2 separate regions of the Homo sapiens genome follow, and region 1 is linked to region 2. A link is a loop called in an ENCODE intact Hi-C map of the cell type or tissue named here. Cell type or tissue: endothelial cell of umbilical vein. All regions are shown on one strand. Links, peaks and the distances in the headings refer to the core of each region. The heading gives the core; the rest is flanking DNA. Region 1 has its middle 7.9 kb from the start of LINC02425. Region 2 holds the start of HMGA2 (high mobility group AT-hook 2).

The links. Hi-C counts contacts between places; a loop is a spot of excess contacts. Peaks named below come from ENCODE experiments on the same cell type or tissue, not always from the same donor. Only the 100,000 strongest peaks of a DNase experiment are listed, where the experiment ranks them.
Region 1: it touches region 2 in a loop (5-fold over the local background); 5 of 110 quality-filtered maps call a loop at or near these places.

The regions. Positions count from the first base shown.
Region 1 is chr12:66,032,962-66,045,065 of GRCh38, reverse strand. It overlaps the pseudogene RPL21P18. Among named protein-coding and RNA genes, the nearest start is that of LINC02425, 7.9 kb to the right of the region's middle. In endothelial cell of umbilical vein, for the core only: a CTCF peak has its summit at 9,559; DNase peaks (open chromatin) are centred at 8,585 and 9,565.
Region 2 is chr12:65,817,370-65,833,415 of GRCh38, reverse strand. HMGA2 (high mobility group AT-hook 2) reads right to left here and starts at 8,933. Exons shown (of 5, transcript NM_003483.6): 1 at 8,035-8,933; 2 at 5,329-5,415. The coding sequence starts at 8,145. It also overlaps the pseudogene RPSAP52. RefSeq lists an enhancer at 7,206-7,813 and a silencer at 15,293-15,587. In endothelial cell of umbilical vein, for the core only: no CTCF peak of the experiment used is centred there; DNase peaks (open chromatin) are centred at 5,495, 6,375 and 7,045; H3K4me3 peaks cover 1,808 bases; H3K27ac peaks cover 2,500 bases.

The sequences.
Region 1 (12,104 bases), core at 8,042-10,541, 210 kb before region 2:
TTCTATTCAGGGTTTTAAAGGCATGGGCATTTAAATGTTGAAAGGGCACTGTCTAATGCAATTTTCTTGACATAACCCTTTGGACTTGGCTTCAGTTTTGATGAAACCCACAGGAAAGCTCTCATCAGCGGCTTGGACAGACAGCTCTTCTCTCACAGCCCTGCCGGATCATCTGCACAGGGAGTGGAGGATGAATCACGTCCTCTTATGCTTGCAGCTACCAGCGGTACTCTGGTGGCAGCAAAGTCCAAGGCTCTCTGTAAGACTCCAAGTAAGTTGGAGGTCCCACATCTGTTACAGAGGGAGTTGTAAAACTCATGCTACCAGTTTAGAGGACTAAGGCAGCTATTAAGATTTTTATTTTAATAATGATTTAATTTTTTAAAACTCAGGACCATAAGAAAATGTTCACATGAATGTATTTAGAAGGTTTTCAAGTTTTAATGCAAGAAATTCAATGGATTCAGTCCTGCTGTCAGGCTTCAGCTGAGATCACATCCTCTTTGATTCTCCAGTATGGGCTGAGAAACACCCTTATGGGAGTATGGCTGTTAAAATGATACAGGCAAGGGCCTGCCCAGCAGTTGTTGGAATGTCTTTCCTGGGGCCAGAAGCATCTTGTTGTTCTGCTGCAGATGGTTACCACTTTGCCTCAGCCCCCACAGGTTAAAGACCCAGCAAAGACCTCCTACCTGTTGGGTAGGAAACCTGGACTTACAGATTTGAGTTGCCAAAGGGACACCAATTTGGACACACTGTGATTATTTCTATATTACAGCCAAGCCTCCAGAACGGGTGGGTAATGCTTCAATTTTCTGGAAGAGGATACATTCAAAAAGTGACCTCCTCAAGGACCTTCTTAGTTCAGCCAGTGGTCAGTTGTACTATCTAGTCTTTGTGTTTTTTGCAAAAGTATATATTGACTGGATATAAATTAATATGTGTTAATGATACAGGAAATAGAAATAAATTATTTAGGCAGATAGTGAGGGTAAGAGAGTCCTTGGCAAGGCTTCCCTTTTAACACAAAGCAACCCCCAAATCATTTCTTTTCTAACAAAGAGCAGCCTGAAAAATTGAGCTGCGGACATAGATAAGCAAGCTGGAAGCTTGCACAGGTAAATGCCAGCATCTGTGCCAACAAAGTAGGGCTACCTGGAAGCCAGGTATGTTCAGCATGGAGTCTTCATCTTCCCTTTTCTTTGTCACCACCTGTGCAGTAAAGAACCAGGCAACATGGCACCGGCCAGGTAGATAACCCATCTGCATAATAAAAGATTAGGGTGCGGCGGTCCACTTCTTTGTGCACTATGTAAATGGCACACCTGGTCCGACCAATCTTTTGTGCCCTATGTAAGTCAGACACGGCCTCCTCAAGCTCATCAATAAAACCTTCTGCATTTCACTACGGAAGGGGCAACCTGTTTTTCCAGGACCTCTCTTTCTGCAGCAGAGAGAGCTCTTCTCTTTCTTTTGCATATTAAACTTCCACTCTGAACCTCACTCTGTGTGTGTACGTATCCGTCCTAGTTTTCCGTGGCCATCAGACAATGAATCTTGGGTATTTACCCCAGACAAATGACACCGCTTCATTAATGTTGGAGCAAAGTGACCCCACATTTTATGCATGGAGTCCAAGAACTTAGCCTTCACTGGCAGACCACAGAGAACACTGAAAGAATCTGCGGCACAGTGTCCAGGGATGTTTAGACTCCATTACCCACCTGTCCCCAACATGGCCAATGTTTACTGGAACAAACCTGGGAGCTACTCAATGTTTTTACTTCAGAAGCTTTGTTGGAAGTGTTTCAATGGCTCGAGGTTGGCTGCACGATTTCCTCAGGCCTTGAACAGACCTGTTATCTACAAATTCAGCATGTTCTACCCAACATCTAGAATCATTTAGTCCAAACTCCTGCCCAGTGGGGAAATCTCTTCCACAATAATTCTGATACTGAATATACCCCAGGGCAGCACTCACTATGCACAGGGTTTGAGAGAATAAATAATCTTTACACTGGATCAAAGCTTCTTAAGTGAAAAATGATAAAAATGTGAGGTTGATTCATCAATCCACTGTTAATTCCAGGCTACTATCCAATTTGCTATTATGTTTGATCTGGCTTGCTTTTCTGCTGTCTTTATAAACGCCTCTTTAGAGCTGGGAGTGTGTGTGGAATTATATTTATGTTAATTTTCATACTTCATAGTAAGCTCAATCAAAGAGTTGTTTTTTGCTTGAGAGAAGTTAAAACTAACAATCTAAATGAAACAATGGAGTCATCTACGCATTTTTCTTATGCACGCTGTTGTCACTGCCAATGTTGCTGGTGGGCAAAATTTATGATCGGAGGCTACTAAGGTTTCCTAATCAGCAAGGCACTTCTTCCCGTACCTTTTTCTCCTAGAAGTGTGAAAAAGTCACTTTACATGCTGTTGGAAAAATGTCTATTTGTCCCGTAGAGAAGTTCGCCAAAACCTATTATCTGTTGAATAACCAAGACTTGTCTAAGGTAAAATTGCGTTCCAAAACATTTGGTCTCAATCAGAGACACACTTGTGCTCATTTGCTTAAAACTGGGTGCAAGTTTCCAGGATATTTGAATGGAGGCTTCTGTATTATCATCCAAGCTATTATTGGCTTCTCATGTCCCTAGATCTTTTAAGTATTCATCTTTGATTTAGACATTGGCAATTCTCACCCTAAAAAGAAAATGTTTTAAAACTGTTTTTCCTATCAATGGGTGAAATATCATGTAGCCCATTTCCCCATGAAAACAATGCTGCTAGTCAGAGTTTCTCTTTGTTCCAGGTTTTTCACGTTAACGTGGTCTGCGTAGTAAAATCGTTACTAGTGAAGGGGGTGCCAGATTTGTGGCACGGCCCTAACACACGTACATTAGTGAGACCACACACAGATCAAAAAGATAAAGGCACGCATTGCTTTTGAGCAATGACCCGTGTGCCAAAAATGAGGTTTCACATACAAGAGACCAGAAGAATGTAAAGGTTTTAGTCTCAGGGAATCAAGAGTTTCATTTTTTGTTCTAGTCTATGTTTTAAAAGGATGATAGGACATTATTTAGCCCCTTTGATTGTTCTTGTTTCACTATTTGTAACTGAAAAAGAAAAACAAAATGCCTTCTTCCTCCCTCCGGTAGCCACTATAAGAAGTGCAGCGACACAGTGAAGGGCTAGGAACTTTGGCTGGGGGGCCATACTGGCTGGGCTCACTTCTGCACTCCTCACTGTGTAACTTAGAGTCTCAGTTTTCTGTAAAACAGGAACAATAGCTGCAACTACTTCATGAGGTTGTTGTGAGAATTAACTGAAATAATACAGGTGCTCAGCACAGTACATGGACCCTAGTAGGGTTTCAATTGCTATTGTTACAGTAAAATGTTATTATAATAACATCATTATGCTCCGAAAATTAAATTGCATAAAATGTGGCATCAATTTGCCCCCAAATTAATAAATATTAATATATTCTTAGTCAATCTGTACTGTTGCAAAAAGCACAAAGAAGATTAGATAGTACAACTGACCACTCGCTCTATGAGGAGGTCACCTCTTGAAGACATCCTGTTCCAGAAAATCAAAGAGTCACCCACCCATTCTCCAGCTCTTTATAGGGGTTGGGCTGGAGTATAGGTACAATCACTGTGTGTGCAAATTGACTTAATTAGGGAGGGGAGGCATTATTCAAGGTGTTACTTGTTCAATTATTAAGGTTGTTGTCTCAAACCTGCTTTTAACCTTTCTAGTCAGTGACTGTTAACCCTGGATGCACATTAGAATTACCCAAGGAGCTTTAAAGACATAGTGATATCTGGCCCAAGATAGGAGCAGCAAAATATAATTACTCAGACTTGAGTTCAGATCTTGTTACCATCACTTTTTAGTCATGTGACCTTTGACAAACTATTAACCTCTCTGTTGGCTGATCTGTGGGATGAGTGGCGGGCGGGGGGCGTCATTGTAGGGACTAAACCATGTATTTAAAGCTCTGGGCACACATCTTGGCATGTAGCAGGTATCCAGTAAATACTTGGTATTAGAAACCTATTTTCTCTGAAGACCCCAGCCCAAAGGGTCCCCCCACCTCCACTGAACTCAGTTATGAAAATTTTACCTTGAAATATAGTCTTGGGCAAAAACTAAGGAAGGTTTCTTATTTTACGAATGAGAAAACTAAAGCACAAAAGAGTTGTTCAAAGTTACATGGCTAATAATAAACTAGAATCTGAACCCAGGTCTCCTAATTCTTTGACTATTGTTTTTCTTCCTATTCCATAGTTCTTAATCACATAACCCCAGAAGCCTCAAATTCTGGCCCTGGATGCCGGCATCAGCCTCATATTTTTCCAGTCCCTTCCAGCCTTAGCTTTGTGGTGCAGCAACACCAAATTGCTGTTTTCTGATACTCATAATTACTGTTTCTCACCTATTTGCCTTGGCTTATGTGATCATCCCTGCCCTGCCTGAAATGCTCTCCTTGCCTTGGTTTTCTAGCAACTACACTAACTTCTGCTGCTGACCATCAATGATTAACTGCTACAGCAATTGTCTTCCCATTTTAAACAGTTAGAAATGAGACAAAACGTCAGACATCGGACAACAAGATTTTAATCCCTGTGAGTAGGAAAATAAATGGGATGAGCCCTGTGATTGCCACACCTTATACCTGGAGGCAGTTTCCAGGATACTACCCATGGTGGAATAACCAAAACAGCCTAGTGGTCTTGCTAAGTTGAAGAGACAGAGTTTAAAGTCTGGGGAGACTGAGGAGGCTAGAATTTGCAGGGGAGTTTACCAGAAAGAGGAAACTAGATAGAAAGGAAGCTCTGGAGATCTGCAGAGCACTTACCCCATGTCTTTGGATGAGTTTTATTGATCTGCATGTGCTCGTGAAGACACTATGAAGACTGCGGTGAAGAACTCCCTGAAAGCACAGGCTGAACAATACCTAGAGCTTACAGAGGACCGGGAATACTTCGTGTTTCTACCAGCCTGAGTGGAGAAACCTCAAAATACATAGTGCATTGGGTGAAGTCCTCAGATGTGCCATGCCTTAGTAGTGGAGTAAATTAGTCCTATAATAAAAGCTGCTCTGGAACCACCATACAAAATGTAAAAATGAGCCTTTCATGAATCAAACTGATCTGCCACGAAATCCAATGTTCTTTAAAGAAGAGAACACAATCCAGCACCCAATAAAATAAAATTAACGATATCTGTAATTCAAATAGTAATTTGTAGATATACCAGAAAGTGTAAAAATGTGATTTATAACAAGAGAGAAATTAATCAGTAGAAATAGATCAAGAAATGACAGAGATAATGGAATTAGTAGGCAAGGACCTTAACAAAGTTTATCCTATGTTTAAGGATGTAAAAGAGAACATAAACACTATGAATAGGGAGTAAAACATATTAAAAAGACCCAAATGAAACTTATAGAGATGGAAATATGAAATAAAAAATAAGCTGGATAGGATTACCAGCATCTTATATGATGCAGAAGAAAAAGTCACTGTACCTGAAGACATAGCAATAGTAACTATCCAAAATGAATCACAGGTTGGAAAAAAAAAAAAAGGCCAGGCACGGTGGCTCATGCCTGTAATCCCAGCACTTTGGGAGCTGAGGAGGGTGGATCACTTGAGGTCAGGAGTTTGAGACTAGCCTGGCCAACATAGAGAAACCCCATCTCTACTAAAAATACAAAAATTAGCCAGGCATGGTGGTTGGTGCCTGTAATTTCAGCTATTTGGGAAACTGAGGAGGAGAATTGTTTAAATATGGGAGGTGGAGTTTGCAGTGAGCCGAGATTGTGCCACTGCACTCCAGCCTGGGTGACCAAGTGAGACTCCATCTCAAAAAAAAAAAAAAAAAAAAAGAACAAAAAAGACTAAAAGCAAACTCACACATACAGAGAGCCCCAGTGAACTCTGGGATCTTATAAAGCCATGCAACATATGTGTAACTGGAGTCTTACAAATGTGATGTGGGTGAAACAGAAACACTATTTGAAGAAGTGGCTGAAAATTATACAAATTTTATTAAAAATGTAAACTCATAGATTCAAAAGGCTCAACAAACTCCGAACAGCAGTAATATAAAAAAATCACACTAAGGCACATCATAGTTAAATTTCTGAAATTAATGCCAAAAAGAAAATCTAAATCACAGCCAGGGAGAAAAAGATACGTTATGTACAGAGATATAAACTTGAGAATTATAGCAGGCTTCTCGTCATAAACCATGCAGGCCTAAAGACAATGGAAGGTCATCTTTTAAGTGCTGGAGAAAAACAAAAATCTGCCAGCCTGGAATTCTATACCTACTGAAGATTTTTTTAAAAGATAAAGGCAAAATAAAATTTTTTTCAGGTCAATAAAAGGCGTGTGATCGTTAAGAAATGTTAAATGTTCTTTTAGCAGAAAGAAAATGATACTAGATGGGAATTTGGACCTACAGAAAGAGATGAAGAGCACTTAAATGGTAAATATGTGAGTAAATATTTTAAAAATGGGGTTTCCCCTCATTTTTCATCTCTTTTGCATTTATTCATCCTTCTAGGAAGAAATCCCATGCTTCTTTACCACCTCTTCTTAGGTCAGGAGTGACAAACTCAACTCTCTACACAGGCTTAGATTGATAAGGTAAATGAGTAAAGTCTGTGTATGCTTATAAGGAATAGTGGAAACAGTCGCAAACTGTAGAGTGCATGTCTCATTTAAAAGGAGTATCCATTACTCAACTTCAGCTTCTAGTTGCTGGGAGGGAATTGAGCCAAACTCTTCCTTTATTTAAATGTAGCAATTAATTTAAATCAACCAAAACCCAAAACTCCATGGACTATAGTCAGCTGTTGGGCCACTAGGGTGCAATTACAATTTTAGGTATTCTTCACTTGTGCCCCTCGTAATCTCAGAGCACTGGAGAAAGGTTTAAGAGTTAAGCACTTTGACCAAAATTTTGGTGGAGTACTCTGTATTTGCATCAAAAATAATTTGGTTTACTTTGTTTAATTCAGTTGATAAGTTTATGCTATTATCCCTAATGTAAAAAAGTTCTGTAAGAGTCACATGTGTGTTAAAGCAATGTGGTACTTTGGTAGCTACAGCCTTACTTCAGTGCCTTTATTTTCGTAATAGATGAAGAAACCACAAAGCATGTCCCGCAGCTTCCCTAGGAATACCTCTCTTAATGTAATTTCACAGCGATGCATCTGTCACTGGGAAATTTTCTGTCTGAACATGAATGATGAAGGTATAGGTAGGGATCTTTCTTTTTTTTTTCTTACAGTCCTTACAGGTCTTTTTTTTTTTTTTTTAAACACCTATTATGCCATGAATTCATAGGGAATAGTTTCCAGCAGCTCAGGCTCCTTCCCATTGGTTCTCACAAAGTGTGCTTCTCTGGGTGGAGCAGACTGGGGCTTCAGTCGAACCCAGGTACCTTTCTCTTTGTCTTCTTTCTTTTTCTGATCATTTTCCTTCTCGCGTTTCAGGAAGCCATCTCGGCTTTTAGAGTGCTTAATGTGCTCAATATGCACGTTAATTCTCTTGACAAGAATCTTGCCCTTAACTTGTTTGTTTACAACAATGCCAACAGCATGCTGGGTAACTGTAGACTCTTCCAGTTTTGCCATGGTGACACTTGTGGGGCATTCCTTTTTGAAAAGTACCCATTCTCTTACATCTACAATATCACCTTTCTTATAGATTCGCATATATGTGGCCAAAGGAACAACTCCATGTTTTCTAAAAGGCCTAGAGAACATATATTGGGTGCCTGTCTTCTTTCCCTTTGTATTCGTCATTTTGGTGAATTACTGGAAGATGGTGGTTCCGGCCGAAAGGGGGATCTTTCTTTTTATTCCTTCCCAGGCTTACTTTTCTTCCCACTTCCTCCACCTACTCCTATCCCTCCACCCTGGACTTCACTTCATTCTGCGCACCTCGTCTCACCATTAAAAAATCAAATCGACAGATCAATGTTTTGGAAGCTGCCCCAATGCTCAAATGAGTAAAAATAAAATATTGATGGCGATCAACATATTGAATTCTTTATTATGTCCCAGGTAAATGACATCATGTCACTTAATGCTCACAATAATCTGATACAAGAGTACTTAAAACAATCTCCATTTCACAGATAAAAACACTGAAGCTCAAGGTTTCACAGCTCATAGGTTCTGAAATCGGACTTTGTGTTCTTACTTTCTACATCCTTGCTCCTCAAAGTATTGTCAACTGAAAGTTTACTAGAAAGGTAGTATCTCAGGCCTCACCCCAGACAACTGAGTCAGAACCTGCATTTCAGCAAGATCTCCAGGTTATTCATGGGCACATTCAAGTTTGAGAAGTCCTGTTCCACACTGCACCACCTCTTTCTGGGTGTGCCTCCTGATAGTGCCCATCCACCACTTGCCTGGAAGCCCCAACACACTTCCCAGTGTGCCCAACTTTCTCTCAAGAGTGATTTATGCAGCAAGCCTTTGCTGGTGGAATTCCATTGTGTTGACTTAAACACTCACCCCGAGATCCCTCCCTTCTTCCTACTCTCAATCCATCATCATGTCTCATTTTCTATTTTTGGACACAGCTCAGGGACATGAAGAGGGAGGGCCGGGCTTGCGGCACTGGAGGGTTGCCTGACCAATAATTTCTCCTAGTGGCTGCTTCTGGCCCCGTGTGGGCCATAGAACAGTGCTATGGGTGGGAAAGCAGGAGAAGCTTCATAGGAAATACCCGTCAAGCAAAACCTTTGGCAGAACTGAAGCCATGGAAGTTGTTATGGGTACAGAGGTCCATGGATGCTGGCAACTTTATTAAAGCTTATTTTCACACTGATATCACTCACAAGCAAAAGTCTGACCACTACATGCACTTTCGAATGAGTCCAAAAGTCTGTGGAACTGAGTTATTATAAAAATGGGTTCTCAAAATACTGTATAAAGTCAAAGTTGTTGGATAGTCAATGAAAAATAATTTTTTCAGTTAAAATAGCTCATACGCATTGGCTTTGAAATGGCAGAGGTGACAAAGGATGGTCTTATGATGTCATTCCAAGGCCCATGATGATAATAAACTATTTACTTATTTTTTCTTCTTTTCAAGAGGTACGGTGTCTCCAAGCTCTCTCCTTGCCATTTCTCTCTTTAGAAACCTTTTGTATTCATCACCCGGCTTTGGTGGGGGTCTAAGTTAAGCAGAAAAGGCTGCTGTAGAGAGATGAGAGGAATTCTTTTCTCCTGAGACATGGCCAGTTGGGGCAGAATGCTGGTGCAGAGACCAAGCTTTCTGCCAACAGAATAGAGCGTGGAACTGTAACATACTCTTTAATGTTGTTGTAACTTTATTTTCCACTTTAAAGTAATAGAAATTCTTCCTAGAAATAATGCTGTTTAGTAAAGACAGCATGGCATAGCTGACTAAAGCCATATCTTTGAGCACTTGCCAACCTTTGTAGTAAAGGGACATTTTTCATGAGCCTCCTGCATTCACAACATCAGGAAATGATGGAAATGTCTTTATCATAGAATCAAAGTGCTCAAAGGGGGCGCTGTAAGATCATTCATTTTACATATTTTGTTCTTCAAAGACAGGCAGACATCCTAATTTTTTACAGAGATGAGAGGCAGTGAGGTATAATGAAAAGAATAAGGCTTTAGGCTGATGCCAATCTTGAAATGCATCTTAATTCTATTATTTATTAACAAGACTTTGGGGGAATTGTTCAACTTTTCTGATTTTTAATATTCTTATATTTAAAAATAAGAAAAAGGACACTTTTGTCTTTTGATCCTGAAAACATGCCTGCAAGTTGATTGTAAGATAGTGAAACAATGGATTTAATATAAAAGGGGCAAGGGATCCTGTTTTGATATAAGTCTTGCTTTTTAGACACAATAGTTGAATGATTAGAATTCTAGCATCTCCCACACATTCTCTAATTTTATTTTTCTTTGTAACCGAATGTGTAGTCAACATGCTTAAGTGAGCGCCTGGCTGAGGTTAGAGACATCACTTTTAATATGTCTAATAATTATTATTCTTTTCTGTATTATATTAAGTTCATGATACTCCTGTTACTAGTATTTAAACCTTTATTATTCTATTTTCATAATTTTTAATAGAAAAATTATGACAAATTACAGTAAAATATTCAAATAATTGCACCAATATTAATCTTTGTTTGGATCACTGAATTCATAGAAGTTATTTCATAAGGGTAGTTATTGTTAATTACTGTTGTTACAAACAAATTCCAAATTTCACTGATTTAGTTTAATTTTTTTTCTCATAAAAAGTCCAGTCCAGTGGACTTTGGGAGGCTGAGGCAGGAGGATCACTTGAGTCCAGGAGTTCAAGGCCAGCCTGGACAACATAGCAAGACCCTGTCTCTACAAAAAATTAAAACATTTCCCAGCCATGGTGGCACACACCTGTAGTCCCTGCTACTTGAGGCTGAGGTGGGAGGATCACTTGAGGCCAGGAGGTAGAGGCTGCAGTGAACCATGACCATGCCACTGTACTCCAGCCTGGGCAGCAGAGGAAGACCCTGTCTCTAATCTATAGATTAGATAGATAGATAGAGAGATAGAGAGATGATAGATAGATAGATAGATAGATAGATAGATAGATAGATAGATAGAGAGATAGAGAGAGAGAGAGATAGATAATGAGAGAGAGAGAGTCCACTGGGGCTGATCTTGCTTGGGCAGCTCTTCTTTAAGTTGCCAGACTCAGGTGTCCTGGCATCTTCCCTCAGAGACTCTGTTATCCATCAGAGCCTCCCTGGGAGGCCTGTGCTGGGTCTGCTTTATTCAGCAGCCAATGAGCAAAGAGAGGGATTCTCACATCCCCTCCCCATCCCCTTCCTCCTCTTCCCTCTCCCTCCCCCTCCCCGTATCCTCCTCCTCCTCCTCCTTCTTCTTCTTCTTCTTCCTTTTGAGACAGGGTCTGACTCTGTCACCCAAGCTAGAGTGCAATGGCACAATCAGGGCTCACTGCAGCCTCCATCTCCTGTACTCAAGAAATCCTCCCACCTCAGCCTCCCCAGTAGCTGGGACTGCAAGTGCATGCCACCATGCCTGGCTAATTTTTGTATTTTTTGTAAAGATGGGGTTTTGTCACATTGCCCAGGCTGGTCTTGAACTCCTGGGCTCAAAGGATCCGCTCACCTCAGCCTCCCAAAGTGCTGGGATTACAGGTGTGAGCCACCATGCCGGCCTCTCATGGGTCTTTTTAAGGGCCAGGGCTAGAAGTACACACTTGACACTTTCTTACACTTCATTGGCCATCAATTGTCACAATATGCCATCTAGATGCAAAATGACTGGGAGATGTAGTTTTTCCATGTGCCCAGGGGAGAAACTAAATGGTTTGGTGAATCCACAGCATTGTCTGTCTAGAAGCAAGGCTGTCAAACTGAATTATTAGCCAGCCAGCAGCCACCAGGGCCCTCAAAAAGTTTATTCATCAAAACTGATGTATAAAAGCGTGGTTTTAGTATGTAGTAAGCAGTGTATAGCTGTCCACACATGATATATGGAAGTTGAATGCATGACAATTGGAGATTATCTGTACGTCTTGTTGCACAGAGTTAATGCCTATTGCTGAGTTGCTGCAAAGAGTCAGTAAGATATTTATGTGAAAATGCCTAGCACAGAGTTAGTATTAACATGCTGTTCCCTGAGCTTTTTTTAAAAAAACTAGATTCTTGGCTGGGCATGGTGGCTTATGCTTGTAATCCCAGAGCTTTGGGAGGCTGAGGCAGGAGGATCACTTGAGCCCTGGAGTTCAAAGCTGCCGTGAGCTAAGATTGCACCATTGTACTCTAGCATAGGTGACAGAGCAAGACTTTGTGTCTAAAAAAAAAAAAGAAAACCCAGAAAAGGATTCTTCCACAGTATCCTTTAATAAACTCATCTGGTGATGAATGGGTTCCAGCTAGAGTCTGCAACTTCTTATACATTGCCAAAATTGATTTTTCTACAGTTTAATCACATTTATTTTGAATGATTCTCATAGAAACGGTAAAACATCTGATCATCACTCTTCTTATACTACTCCATCAATGTCAAAGCC
Region 2 (16,046 bases), core at 5,182-7,681:
AACTAGAAAAATATTTGGGTGTGATGGTGCCCTGTCTTGTTTGCATGTATCTTGATTTGCATGAAGCCCACTATCCAAAGCCTAGAAAGCACATTTTATTTCCTTCAGTTGCTATTTTTAAAAATATAAACAGTATAAATCAATGTACACTGATATCAAAATCAACTCTACGAATCAATCCCACTAAGTACTGAGGAAATTCTCATTTTACCTTTTTGATAATCCAGTTCTGTAAGTTTCCTAATTTTACATGCAACACTTTTAGCCTTGAAGAGACATTACAATTTGCTATCACAATATATTTTCCAATAGAAAATATAAGTAATTTCCATCACCCATTGTAGTTCCTGCCTATTACCCAAGTTAGCCTTTACTGTCAACTCTGGTGTCCTTATTTTGCACATGCTTATCTTCATGTATACAAACACTAAATTAAAACCAAAGCCAAATGACAGGCAAAGTTATCATTTTCAAAGTTTAAGATTCTTCTCCTCCAAATCTTCTCTCTACTTCTTTGTAATCATAAAAATCAATAGCAATGATACAAGAGATCATTGCTATTGATCACAGGAGTTACCTTCTGAGCAAACATGATCCTAGACAAAAGAGAATGCCTGCACTACTCTTCCCTAATTTAAATAGAATATGCCATTCAAAATTGCTCAGTGTATTAAAACAATATGAAATAATGCAATGCCCTAACAAATAACAGTTCTCTATTTCCCCTTTTCTCTTGGTTGGCAGAACAAAGATTCATAACTAAAACCTTCAGAATCAGTGAAATTAATTCAGTTTCCACTTTGTGCCTTCTGCTCTGTAAACTGCAGAAAGTCAACTAACAAGACAAGACATGTTTGAATGATTTAACTGACATAAAATCCTCTTCAGCACCCATCTATTCTCAAGAAAGAACTGAAATGCAATAGAATACCAATCTGGTATATTCTATCTCCTTAGCAAAATGATCTGTTGAGAACTTGAGATAAAAATGAGCCAGGAATGTAGGTCAGCCAGAGAAATGAGGAGACTTCAAGTTCAGAAGAGTTCAGAAGGATGAGAGCTTCCAGAGAAGTAGAACTATAGGTCCCTTGAAATAAAATTACTTCATAAGATAATTCAAATGTATTTCAATCTCCCATATTTGGATCATAATCTGTGATGATTAAAAGCATTACCAGATAGAATGTGCTGGTGCATTAAGTAAGGCTTTGTCTTCCCTGGCAAAGTGAAAGAAAAAAATTAGTCAATTGTTTAGGTAAGTCAGCCTAAATATCAAGATAATGGAACAACAGTTGGACTTTACTTAATTTCACCTGCTGAATTCATTTGTATCCTCAGATAGGGCCCTGAATCCGCCTGAATTCATTTGTATCCTCAGATAGGGCCCTGAATCCCACAATAAAACTTACCTGCCCATTGAAACACAGAGGAATTAAACTAAATCATAGTAGTTTAATTTAGAAACCATAGGCCAGAATTATATGATAACTTCCAAAGTTACCTTTCCTTAACTCACCAATAATAATGTCTTTGGTTTCTCCTTTTAATTAGGCCTACTATATTCTGAAGAAAATTCTGTCCTCACTCAGCATTTATGCTGAATGATTTTTCTGAAATGGTGACTAAAACTATCTTCTCTCTTTTTAAAATATCTGTGATTGGTGTGGGTAATGATTATGAAAAGCAAACCACATTTCGAGAAATGCAAATGATTAGAAGGAGCATGAAGTAGTCTTTACAGTATCTAATTAATTCAGGCCTTCTTTTTATAGCAAATCAAACATAGAGATTAAACATTTACTCTGAACACATTATTTTAACTATAACTACTTTATCTAGATATTTTCATTCTGCACTTTGCTTCCTAGATCTGTCCATTACACCTAAAGTCAAAAGGGTGGTGAACAAATATATGACATGATGAAGTAGGGTTATCTCACACCTGAGATCTTTTTTTTTTATTTTCATTTTCCTTCCAATAAAATTTAATTCAACCTCAGAAAAAAACTTCCTAAAATATGTGAATGAGAATTGGCTTAAAACTTAAAGGTGAATTTGACCTGAGACCTTCAACACTGAAGAATTAGTGACAACCCCTCCAGTATTCTGTCATGATTAAAAAAGTACAACAAAACCCTAAACTAAAGGAGATTATAACTTCTTTCTCTCTAACCATCTGGGAACTGTAAAAATGCAAAGATTTCCATCCACCACAACCAGGAAAGCAAAGCAAAGCAAAACAAAACAAAAAAGGAAGTTAAGACATAACTGGTCATAGGTGTACCTCAGACTAAAAAATAAATAAAAGGGTAAAGATATGCTCACACAGACGTATACACACATGGACAAATGAATTATTCAGGAAAACTTTAACTTCTGATTTCTTTTATTCAGGTAACTATATGAAACTGATTCAGGGACAAATTTTGAGCACTCAGATTGGAGTTCTGAGGAATGACTAGAATCATTACACAATGGTCATGCATAGTAATTAGTTTTAATGGAATATTAAGTAGATTGAAGAATAATTATCTTCTCTTCCAAAAGTTCCAAGCATAGGAAATTGTGTTCTTATAAATGTCTTTGTTTTACATATTATATAAATCAATTTTCTACTGAATATGGTTTGAAATTGAAGTGATGGCTAATTTAGTAGTCATTCACTTGGTCTTGCAACATTCTGCATGCATTGTCCAGTTTCACACTGTTAATTTTCAAATCAACAGCTTTGTTTTCAAATGTCCCAAGGCCAATTACTGAATCCAAATATAAACTTTGTAAGTCAAGAAACTCCAAGCAGCAAGAAATTTTAAGTATATAACCATCAGGATTTCAGTGTGCATTGCAGCTCCTCTAATTTTAGGCTTCTTTCTTCTCATATACTTACCAGTCTTTGCAATGTATTTTGCATTGTGATGGGTCTCAGTTTACAGGAAAACACTCACTTTGTTACTCATAGAAGACTTCTCATATCTATTCTGGTCAGTCTCACAGGGTATGTTTATCTTACATGTTATGAACAATATAACTTTTTCTAAAAAGATTTGCATTGCAAAATCCTGACGAACATATATGTTTTGTTAGAACACAATATATGCTTAATAAACAAATGTTTGAAAATCATATTTATATAGAATAGTAACATACTCAACAAATTCTGATTTGAAAGTGAAAATACCTTAAGTTTACACATGCCATGAACGATTCATCAATGTCATTCATTATTTTGCAAGGTATTCTCTTCTCCAGATGAAGCGTAATTTATAAAACTGAAGAAAAATAAGTCATGTTATGGGCAAATGTATTTATTCATTTTTATTACAAGAGGGATTTTTATAACACCATTGTAGGAAATAATTGTGTCTGAAAGAATGAAAGATTCTGGAGAAGGAATCTTTAGAAAAAAGAAAGCCTACTTCTGTTTTGGAAATTGGAATAATGTATGCATACACATGAAGAATTTTCAGAAAGATGAGCGGCGTAGGGGGGTCATTTACAAATGCCTGTCACTAGAGTCACTAAAAATAAATCAACCCTTACTTAGGAATAGATCAACTTTAAAAATTTTGCTTTAGGTGGTAAACTAGGCACTAGCTTCAGCTTCCCTTTTCTCAATACAAATTTTGTTAGTCAGTGGTAAGCTTTTTAAAATGAAGCGGAGGCGATGGGAGCGTTTCTATCTATTCATCCAAAAAACATGAAATATAGTAAAATATGGGAGACAATTCATTTTCCTTTTTAGTATTAAATTTCAAATTACTTATTTATGGTGAAATTTAAAGATTTCTTCCTAGGAGATATTATCATGATGTGTTTTTCAGAGGAATTATACCACAGCTTAAATGCGTGTCAGCTATCTAACAAGATATTCATTTGTGCATCTCCTTAGAATAAAAGTAAATTAGGTAAACTCCACACTTACACAACATAGAAAAACTCCTTGGTAAAATCAGTCCATTTTAGTTAATTTATAAATGAGATAAAATGAAACAAATGTAAAGTATTCATATTAAAAATACCAGATTATATATTGCCATTTTTAAATAACAAGGTTACTTAGAGCTATTTTAAAGTTTATTGATTAAATAAGAAACAATTAAATCTAAACTCTAAGAAGCAATTAAATTTAAATATATTAAAAATATGCTCCTCAACTCTGTTCAAAACTGTTAAAACAGACAAGAACTCAGAGTAACTTCCTAAATAACTTTATATGTACCATTAGTTGCTATGGCAGTTTACATACATTACAGTTAGTACCCACAGTCACAAAGAAAATCACACAAAACATTAATCCCCAAACGATGAGCATATAGTCCTTTCTAACAAATACTGTACATGGAGTACCCAAAACCGGTGAAAAGGTATATCCAAATTTAGTTCTGATTTTTGAAACTTTGTTCTCAATTACTACACAAACCTACAAATACAACGCAGAAACTTTTTTTTCCAATTTATTTATAAAGTCAAAAAAGTGACTGGTACTTCTCTATACATGCATTAACCCTGACATAGTTCCTCTTTGCTAGCTTAAACACAGCCAACCTGAAGTTATCTTAAACTGCAAGTTTAAACTTATTAAGATAAACACTGAATATTACACTTAACTGGGTTCCATTCTGCCCAAAAAGAGATATTAAATGAGCCAAATACTTGTTTTAAAAAGTCTCATTGTCCAATTCAGACATTTCTATGTCACTTGATGAAAAGGCATTTTGAGATTATGATATACTATACTGCAGGTTTATTGTAAAACAAACAGTATACTTTATTATCACAATTAAAGCTGCAAAATTCATGGAATTTTTCCACTATCCCACAACTAGATTTACTTCTAATTATCGTCTATTTGGCAAAGTACTTTAATAGGGGGATTTGGTTTGCAGTAGCCATGTAATAAGCACAAAGTAAATCAATCTTTATCATTTTTCAGAGGAAATTGCAAAAACTTTACCACCAGGCAAAATCTATAGTTTTGATTTGTTTTTAACTATTTACAACTGGTGCAAATATTAATTGTGTCATTTTCATCCCGCCCCCCCCGCAACCCCTTCCTTCCTCACTTCTACCCGTTTTAAGGTTCAAATTATTTGGTGGCTGTTTGTTTAAAAACAACACTGTTAAGTATCTTCATAAACTTTTTATGCTGAGCATCTGCTTACAAAAAAGGTTAACTCGCATCTAACTAATGTTAAATGTAAGAAATGAGTCTTGTGTTACCCAGTTGGGACAAATTCCTGGCTGCGGAGTTAGAATGGGAAAGTTACAGGCAGGCTCCTGTAGTCAGTCATTGATGAAGTTAGGAGAGCTTGACTTGAGAAATCTCACCTTTTGAGCTGCTTTAGAGGGACTCTTGTTTTTGCTGCCTTTGGGTCTTCCCCTGGGTCTCTTAGGAGAGGGCTCACCGGTTGGTTCCTAATTGTGAGGGAAAAAAAAATGCTGTTGTGGCAAGAATGTCTGAAAGAAATTGACCCTGACTCTTTAGCTATATTTTCTGCATGTGCTGCTCAAAAGAGCTGTTGGAACACGTTCAGTTCAAGCATAAATGGATGATGATGGTACAGAGTTTACAGAAAGGGGAAATAACTATACTTTTAATGCAAGGGTTCAAAGAGGAAACTCTATTTTGTATATGAAAACTAGATTCTACTTCAAACCTAAAATGGTAACAAAGACTGAAGAGGCATGTTCTAGAAAGAAAGTCATATACTTTTAAGGTGTAAAGTTTACAGGGCTATGCATTTGGCAACTCATAGGAATAATAGGCATTTTAAACGAACACCACTCTGCATTATACTAGCATTTCAAACAACAGAAATACGAAGCTACCATCACAGATATTTCAACAATCTTCCATATTGAAAAGGTGGCCTTTAATCATCTTTGTATACCTGCCTTCTAGGTGGATTATGATTCAACTGACACATTTTGAGTGAAATACTGGAGCAATTATTCAAGTTCTTCAGTTCAAAATAACTCCATTCCCCCTAAAATTTCCAAATAATTATAGTAAATCTATGGTGGGAGGTTTTGCTTGAATCATCTAGTTAATTGCTTCAATTCTCCACTTCCTTTTGGAGATGCAGGCATGGCCTCCAGTCTAAATTTAAATATCTTTTGATAAAAATAAACATATTTTCTTCAAAACTTTCTTTTGAGAAAACTCTTATGGGGGTGGAGTGGAGAAAACTAAAAGGAGGTAAAAGCGAGGAGGAATGGAGTGTCTGGGAATGAGAAATGGAAGCAATCACTTGGTTTAGCAAAACTTTAAATGGCTCCTATGCCAAGTAGTAAATACTCAAGTGGTTAAGAGAATGCGATGATTAATATTCCAGATCCCAAATATTTATCCAGTGAATCATCTATTCACATTTCATTCAGATTCGGTGATTAAGTGAGACTAATTAACTTAAAACCCATGAACGTCCTCAATGAAAATTCGCATCCCATTTAGAGAATTCGGGAAGGTTCCCTGCAAGCTTCTGTGGGACCACTAGCACCAGTGGGCACATCGAGAGCAAACACATCGGAGACAAATTTTTCTTTCTTTGTGAACTCTGCCTTAACTCAAAGGTAAAGTATCCAATCACCTCCAGACCCCATTGTAATTTCTTTTGGATTTTTTTTTTTTTTTTGGAGGGGGGGCAATTAGTGAGTTAGAACTGGGTGGCGGGTGGGAAACAAGTGGGGGAGGGCAGAGACTTCCTGGGAGGTGTAAAACAGGATTCAAATGCGGTGTAAAGTGTCGCTTGGGCAGAGCGGGAAAACTCAGGGGCCTCTAGATCGGCTTGTTTCCTTTGATGATTTCAAAAAGGTACAACTCTCAATTTTTCTAAAATGCACTGGCAAGCAAACATTGTTCAGTTTCCCCACCTTGCTCTCGGACAACTTTGGGACTCTAGGATTATTTTCTAATCGGCGTGTTTGCCATGAAGGAAGCGATTTAAGACTAAGCAGAGAGCAAGTTTTAAAGCCCGAGAAAGTGGAGTTTAAATGTTCTCAATAGACATATCCCGCTCCAACTCTGCCCGCCGCGGCTTGGAAATTACAGCGAACAAAACCCCCAGCCCTGCGCGCTGAGCGCAGCTCTGCAAGCGCCGGCTGCACGCTTAATTGGTTGCATCCGCAGACAAAACCCTCCACTCCGCAGGGTCCCGGGCGCCCCTCGATCGTCCCCTACTCAACCCCCGGCCACTGGCCTTGGAGAAGAGCATTTAATGGCTGCAGCTCTGAGGCGCGAGATCCAGGGGCAAAAGGGGGACCGGGCCCCTGACAAGGAAGCGACCCTGGCTACCCTGCACTCTCTTGGACACTCCTTTCAACGCGCCCTTAGCTGGGCGAGTTAACCCCGTCCTGCGGGGAACCAGGCTCCCCGTAGCCCCTGCCCCGGGCTCCCTCCGGCGGCCGCCGCATATTTAAAGAGCCCAAAAAGGACCAGGCAGCCGGGTCTCCATGCGTTCTTTGTCGGGAGGGCGCGAGTCTTGGGCCACCGAGAGCTTGGAGGAGGGCGCCAAGGGGGCGGCTGCGGCGCGCCAGCCCCCGACCCGCGAGCAGCCCCGGGAGGCGGGAGAAAGAGCCTCCGGCCCCCAAGACTCTAGCCCCTTCAGCCCAGATCGGCCGAAGCGCCCGGGTCCCCGGCACCTCCTTCCTCCCGGGCAGTTGCAAAAGCAACTCGGAAAGCGCCTGCGAGCCCGGGTTTGTCGGATCCCGGTCGCTTCCAGTCACTGGGCGACACCGCGCCACTCGGGGCCGTGCACAATAGCGAAAGTCCGAGGACGCGCTTCGCCCGACCCCACCTCCCGCCTTCCCCGGGCCGCCCGCCGCGGCTCCCCACCTCCCCGCCCGGAGGGTTGCTGGCGCCCCGGGGCCGCGCGGCGCACTCGTGGGGTCTGCGCCGCTCCCCCCGGCCGGCCGGCGGGCAGTGTGCGACGGCCGCGGCGACTGGGCTCCCGCACTCCGGCCGCCCCGCGCGTGTCTGGGCCCCGGCAGTGGGGACGGGGTGGGCTGGTGCCCCCACCGCGCCCTCGTACTGACTTGCTGCTGCTTCCTGGGGCGGCCGCGTCCTCTCTTCTGAGGCGCTGGGGCGGCAGGTTGTCCCTGGGCTGAAGTGGACGGCTGCCCCGCGCCCTCACCGCGTGCGCTCATCCTGCCTCCCGCCGCCGCTACCGCCGCTGCAGCCGCTTCGCCTCGACCGCCCCGGAGCTGCCCAGCACCTTTCGGGAGATGAGGTGATAGGGCTGGGGACGCCGGCGGGGCGAGCGCGAGCTGGCGGGCTGCGAGGGCTGCTGTTGCTTAGGCTGCCGCCGCTGCCACCATCAACACCGGACGTCCAGCGGCTGCCAAAAAGAGAAGAGGGGAGGAGGAGGAGGAGAGGAGGAGGCGCTGCCGGTGGCGGCGGCGGCGGTGGGTGGGTGCCGGAGGTGGAGGTGGCGGTGGAGGTGGAGGTAGCAAGAGGAGGAGGGAAGCGAGGGAGAAGGAAGAGAGGCTTTGAGGTCGCAGAGGCTCCTCTCGCGGGTTGGGATCAGGAGTTGCGGGCACCGGGAGCACTTCGGAAGCGGCTTGGAAAGGGAAGAGACTTGGAGTGAATTGTGTCCCTTGAAATGTTAGGCGGGGAAAGAATTCCTCCTCCTCTTCCCCCCACCCTGCGAGAGAGAGAGAGAGAGAGAGAGAGAGAGAGAGAGAGAGAGAGAGAGAGAGAGAGAAGAGATTGAGATTGAAAGTGCCTTGGGCAGTCGGAAAGCAAAGGAGGATGGGGAGACTCCGCCGGGATAGGGTCGGGCACGGAGCACAGGCAGAGGACAGAGTAGTGGGTGGCACCGCGCCTCCTAGGGTGGCGGGAGCAGGCAGCGGCGGCACCGGAGAGTCGGAGGGGGACGGGCTGCTAGCTCCTGAGTCTTGCACCAAGCGCGCGCTGCCCGGGCTGGAAGTTTTCTGAGTTCCTGCCCCAAGATTCAAGTGGGATGAGTGTGTGTGAGTGTGTGTGAGTGTGAGTGTGTGTGGTGTGTGTGCGTGCACGCGCTTGCGCTTGGGGAGGGGGTGGTGGTGGGGGGAGTGCCCACCTCTAATCGTGGGCGGATAAAGGGGAGGGGGTTGCGCAGGAAGAAAAGTATGAGGAGGAGGGAGGCCAGGCGGACCGCCGAGCCAAGGCGCCTGGCTGCTAGCCAGAGGCAGCGTTCGAAATACAACTGCCTCGGCGGCGGCGGCGCCCGGGTGCCACCCGGAGCCCCGCTCACGTGCTCCCGCCCGGCGGCGGGGTTAAAGGGACAGGCCGGGGATCCCGGGCTGGCTCGCCGTGGGCCTAGCTCCACCCGCCTCTCGAGGTCACCCCTGGGCAGTTGTCCTGGGAAGGCGCGGGAACGTGACTGTCCCGGAGCCACGTTTCGGGGCTTGGCCTTTACCTGCGCCTCTACCGTGCCGAGCCAACACTTTGCAGGAAGCGTCTAGGCTGCACCTCAGGCAGCGCACCGGTTCACTGTGAGTGGGAAGGGACTGCAGTGGAGTGGGAGAGGTCCCCTGACAGCCGTACTCCGCCTCGGAATGCCCTCACCACAGAGCCTGCGGGCGGGCGAGCGCGCACATACACGGAGACATGCATGCAGATACACACGAACACGCGTGTAAGCACATGCACGCAGATACACGTGGACACGGGGGCATTCATGCGCTGGTAAACACCCGCATTTACACACACACACATACACACAGGCACGCAGATAGACATGCACATTCGCAGACACATGCAAACAATGTGCACACACAGAGCGCCCCAGCTTCTTCATTGAACTTTTTTCTCCAGGAAAGACTAGAGGCAACCGAAGTTCCCTCCCCATCCCCCTCCCCGGGAATCCGATGTTCCCAGGGTAAAGGGCACCTTGTAGATTCCTAACACCACAATTGCACTCACTGCCCAACTCTCCCTTCAGTTTACCTCGATTTAACCTTCTGCCTGAGAACTCTCTTTCTGCCAAGTCCTAATTTTATGGCCTGGGCTGTTCTGAGTTATGTGAACACCATAATGGCCACAGTCCGTTTTTAAAAGGTGGAGTACATTTTTAAATGTACCTCTTTTCATCCTTGAATAACACAAAACTCTGAAAAAATTAGGTTCAGATTTTCACACATCACACCCAAAATTATTTTGGACTAATTCCAAAATAAAAACTTTCACCTGGGGAAGAATTTATTTTTTTCAAAGATACAGACCACCGTGGAATAAAAACGCCTACTTTGCAGCCCTAAGCAGGAGTTAGGCACCGCCAGGTTCCGCTGTGCATGTGGAGGAGGCGCGTGTAAATGTCTGCTTTGGCGCGGCAGCGCTGATTGGTCCGCGTTGCCATTTTAAATCCATTTCCAGCTGCCCTTTGCAGAGCTGGGACACTTTGCTGCACGTTGAGTGCTCTGCAGGAACCCAGGGTTTCTGCTGGGTCTGGGAACGCTTAGCTGTAATGGAGAGAGAGAGCCTCCATCCCTCCGGATGGAGCCCAGCAGCTGACTGGGGAGGGAGGGGTCTAACAGGAACCAAAGGTTTTCTGTCAGGGCTTGGCTCAAAGATGGTATCTTCATCAAAGGGATTGAAGTTTCACCTAACGATTACAGTGACATTTCCTAACTGCCAATCGTGCACATTTAAAAACTATCACATATTTGCACTGTGGTGTGCACATTTCACATACACGTACAAAATAGGTTTTTGGGTTTGTGTTGTTTGCTCACTTTTTGCCAGGAGTAGAGAGAAATTCTGAAGGTGAATGCAGGGGAGTCACTGAGGAGTTCAGCCAGCCAGTTTTGTGCTGTATACCTCATTATATCCTAGGATTTTTTTTTTTTTGGTAACGTGTACAGAGGTCAGCAAAGAGCAGATTCCAAAATTTTGTTTTTGCGTTAATCTTTGAATATAAGAGAAGCACAGAAAAATTGGGGGTGGGGGAATATACAGCCACTTGTTTTCAGGCTGCTATCATTTTGCTATTAGACTATTTGACCCCTTTTGAATTTATAACAAGGGTATAAAACAAATATTGTATCAAGTTCTACTTAAATCAATTTTATATATTTTCATTCTTTGGAAGCTGTATTTAATTTTTCAGAATTCTGTATACTTTCTGTAGGTGAAACATTAAAATTTGTTGTAATCTTTGAAATTATTGAGACTTTTACTATTCAAAAAGGATTCTCATATATTTTTAAAATAATGTTAAATGGTTAGATTTTATTTTTAAGGAAAGGAATTTTTTTTTTACATTTACATCTGAGGGTTTTTCCCCCAGTTTATGTTTCTCAACCATTCACTGCCTCTTCTTTATCACACCATATTTTACCCATGTATTCAAGGCTCAATTCTTCTTTCCAATTTGAAAACTTTCCAGGTAGTTTCTGTCCATATTCAATTGTGTCTTTTCTTCTTCTGCACCCACCATAGAATTAAGCAATTAGCACCTTGGTTGTATATGTTAACAAGGTTTTTAATTATCTGTGACACATGATGTAGATTAGTGTTTAGATCAGGTCAGCCCATTAGTGGGTGGTAAAATTAATTTAGCAAACCCATAACATCATTTAAAAAATAAGTAGACTAGGATTGAGAATATCACATGTAAAATTTCTGTCTTAGATATATAGTACATATGTATGAAAACTATTAAGATATATTGTATTTTCATCTTTAACATCTTGGAATTTGGGATGTATCTTAGAATTCAAGGTGTCTTAGCACTATGTTATCACATACTAGGTAGTGTCTTTTCTATTTTGGTGGTATACATGCTGCTATGGTTTGGCTCTGTCTCCACCCAAAACTCATCTTGAATTGTAGTTCCCATAATCCCTACGTATGGTGGGAGGGACACGGTGGGAGGTCATTGAGTCATGGGGGTGGTTCTCCCATGCTATTCTCATGATAGTGAGTAAGTGTTCACAAGATCTGATGGTTTTATAATGGGCTCCCCTCTTTACTCAGCTCTCATACTTCTCCTTCCTACTGCATTGTGAAGAAGGTGTCTTGCTTCCTTTTTGCCTACTGCCATGATTGTAAGTTTCCTGAGGCCTCCCCAGCCATGCAGAACAGTGAATCAATTAAACCTCTTTCCTTTCTAAATTACCCAATCTCGGGTATTTCTTCATAGCAGTGTGAGAATAGATTAATACACATGCTTATATGTAAATTTTATGTATATTCCCAGAAGACAGGTAGCATTTCAAGCACCTCTTTTTTTTTTTTTTTTTTTTTGCACTAGTCTTGTCTAGGTAGTGTTCTGTTCATGATAGACTTCTGGTAGTTATTAATTTATTACAACAACGAAGGTATCTATAATAAATTTACTATTTTAAAGAACATGCCATACAGGATGAGAAAAGCGTTAGATATACTAAAATACCTTTGGCATTCTTTTAACGAAAGAAAGATGCATCTGTGACAAGGAGATTTAAGTTCTCATATTGCACTTTATCAATGACATATTGACACCTTAATACATTCACAAATTAAAAAGAATTATTTAAGGATTTACTCAGATTATAACTGATTAATCATGAATATATTTCATGTGTAATTAAATGCAGATTTATTATAATCAGGTATTTTGGAATTGAATCTATATAAGGTCACAGAAAAAAATTATAACTAATATTGATCGAACAGAATGCATAGCACTCGTGTGTGTGTATGTAAATAGAAGTTTAGTAAAGTACAATGTAAACACATAGGCTAGGTGAAGTGGCTCATGCCTGTAATCCTAGCACTCTGGGAGGCCGAGGTGGGAGGATCACTTGAAGCCAGGAGTTCGAGACCAGCCTGGGCAACATAGTGGGACCCTGTTTCTTCAAAAAATAAAAAAATTAGCCAGGCATGGTGATGTGCACCTATAGTCTCAGCTACTCGAGAGGCTAAGGTGAGAGGATCACTTGAGCCCAAGAGGTCGCAACTACAGTGAGCAATGATGGTACCACTGTACTTCAGCCTGGGTGACAGAGTGAGACCCTGTCTCAAAACACACACACACACACACACACACACAACAAAACAAAGCAAAATAAACACATAATCTGGCCTTCAGAGCTTTGCATTCTACTTTGGCTGAAAAACATTTCATGTGTTTTAATATAAGGTCATTCGCACTGCTCAAACCCACAATTTAGAAATTATGTCTTTAATAATTTATTATTTAATCATAATTGTGGGCCGGGCGCAGTGGCTCACGCCTGTAATCCCAGCACTTTGGGAGGCCGAGGCGGGTGGATCCCGAGGTCAGGAGATCGAGACCATCCTGTCTAACACGGTGAAACCCTGTCTCTACTAAAAATACAAAAACGTGGTGGGCACCTGTAGTCCCAGCTAGTTCGGAGGCTGAGGCAGGAGAACGGTGTGAACCCGGGAGGTGGAGTTTGCAGTAAGCCGAGATCGCGCCACTGCACTCTAGCCTGGGTGACAGAGCAAGACTCCATCTCAAAAAGAAAATAATAATAATAATAATAATAATTGTGTCTTTAATGCTTAATAGTTAATGAAATGTAGGAGAGATTATCTCTAAGAGTTTCCCTACAGTATCATCAAGAACAAATATATGCTGCTAAATTAGTTTTGGGGTTTTAAATTCTTTCAGATAGGCTTCCTAGTCCTGTAGTCAGAGGATCACCAAACAAAATAAATTTGTCCACTCATTCATTCAAGAAACATATGTTGAGTTGAGTTGATTTTGCAGAAATCTCACCTGTTATTCTCTCAGGACTCAGAAATGTAATTCATCTAAAACTAGAGAGAATCTCTATTAACACAATTAGGTCTTCATTTAAAATCTATTTACTTATCACATTAAGTCTTCCAGTACTCTCCTCTGTCCAATCCATCATTCATTCAGCCCTATTTATTGAGCACTTAATACATGCTGGGATTCACAGAACATTCCTTTCAACAAAAGTCATGGAACCAGAACAGAAGTGGAGGAGTTTCATGTCTGCCTTTCATCTATTGACATTGTATTATCAGCCCCAAGCAATCTCGGTCTCCATATATTATCAAGCAGCTTTGGGTAGCAGGAAGAACATGGGCTTTGAAATCAGATTTAGGGACAGGAGGTGTAGTAGGCAGAATGGCATCCAAGATCTTCTGCCTCGAGGTGTACATGAGTACATAATCACTGGCTGGGCTTCACTCCTGTGACTAGGTTGTATTACCTGACATACTGGCCTTAAAACAGGGAAATTATCCAGAGGAGTCATACCAAATGTGTGTTTAAAGCAGAGAGTTTCCTCTGGCTCAAGAAGGATTTGACTCATACCATAGCTTTTTGAAGATGGAGGACATGGGTGGCAAGGAATGTGAGTGGTTTCTAGGAGCTGATGGCAGCCCAGACCAACATCTAACAAAGAAATAAGGACCTCTGTTCTCCAATCACAAGGAACTGAATTCTACCAACAACAAGAACAAGCTTGAAAGTGGAGTCTTCCCCAGAGCCTTCAGACAATAGCACAGGCAGGCCGACACCTTGATTTCAGCCTTATGATCCCTGAGTAGGAACCCCAGCTACCCCATACCTGGCTTCTGACTCACAAAACTGTGAGCTATTAAATGGGTATTTTAACCATATTTTAAGTCATTAAGTTTGTGGTAATTTGTTATGCAGCCATTGAAAACTAATACAGGAGGGAATCTAGTTAAATAAACTTCCTCTCCTTTCACCATCCGTGAAATGTCACCAAGCTCCAAAGCACAATGACTTTATCTAGAATTTATCTGGAAATGCCCCACGTGGTCGCATCACTCCTACCAAGCCACCTGCCCTGTCTCTTTGCGGTAATTGGGTAGTAGTGACCAGCATCATCTTGAATTGCTTTCCATCCTTCCCTGCCTTTTTTTTCGTTTTTCCTTACTTTCACTGCCTTGAGTGTGTACTTCTCAAATAAAGCATAAGGATTAATCCTTACCCAAGACTCTTGTTTGCTCAGGAACCAGACTAAGGCACCCAGAAATTCAAACTCAGTGTCTGTGAAACTGAATTGATCATCTGTGGTGGTTTAAGAACATGTTTGTAAATTCTTCAACATTCTTCCCACAAAGGGTGAAATCTAATTTCCACTCTTCTTAAACGTGGGTCAATTTTACTAACATGCTTGTAATAAATAAAAGGCAGTAGAAATCATGCTGCATCATTTTGGAGACTAGATACCACAAGGCTACAAACACAGATAATACAATTGCTGCCTTGATCTCAATCTCTCCCCGTGCCTCCTCCTGCCACCTTGGAATTCCTGAATGTGAGAAGCTTAGCTGCCTTGAAGCCACCATGCTGGAGAGACCTTGGGCAGAGGCCACACAGAGATAGAAATGCCAAGGAGCCCTTGCTGTGACAGGTCTCAAACATTTATCTTCCCATCAGCTGCCTGATAAGTGAGTGCATGAACATTCAGATAATTCCAGGCCCCCACCCCCAACTGCCTTTAAGCCACCCCAAGCAGATGTGAAGCAGAACAAAGAGGAGAGACCCCTGCTGAGCTCTGACCCAAGTGCAGATTTAGGAGTAAAACACATGTTGTGTTAGTTCTTCATTCACTAGGTTTTTGGGTGAATTGTTACATAGCCATAGAAACTGGCCCATAATTTTTTCCCCAAAACGATTTTCTTTTCTTACCAATCATTCTTATCCAGGAATCGCACTTAGCTAGGAATCAATCTAGATCCTTCTCTTTCCACATCAAATGATCACCAAGTCCCTCTAATTCTGCCTTCTAAATATTTCTTGACTCTACTTCCCACCCCACTGTCACTGCCTTAGTTAGGGCTCCCTCCCCTTCTCTTTTGGATTACTTCACTATCTTTCTCCATGGTCTCCTAGCTTTCAGTCTTACACTGTAAAAATCCATTCTTCACTGCTTTTAGAAGGATTTCTTTCTTTTTCTGATCAGTTATTGTTATTGTTCTTTTTCTCTTATCACAACTGTAATAGAAAATGCATTGTTGAAAATGCATGCGACAGAAAAGTAAAGACAAAAATTCCCCAATTATCACACCACTGAGAGAAAACTCTAAAACTATTTTAATCCTTCCGGACTTT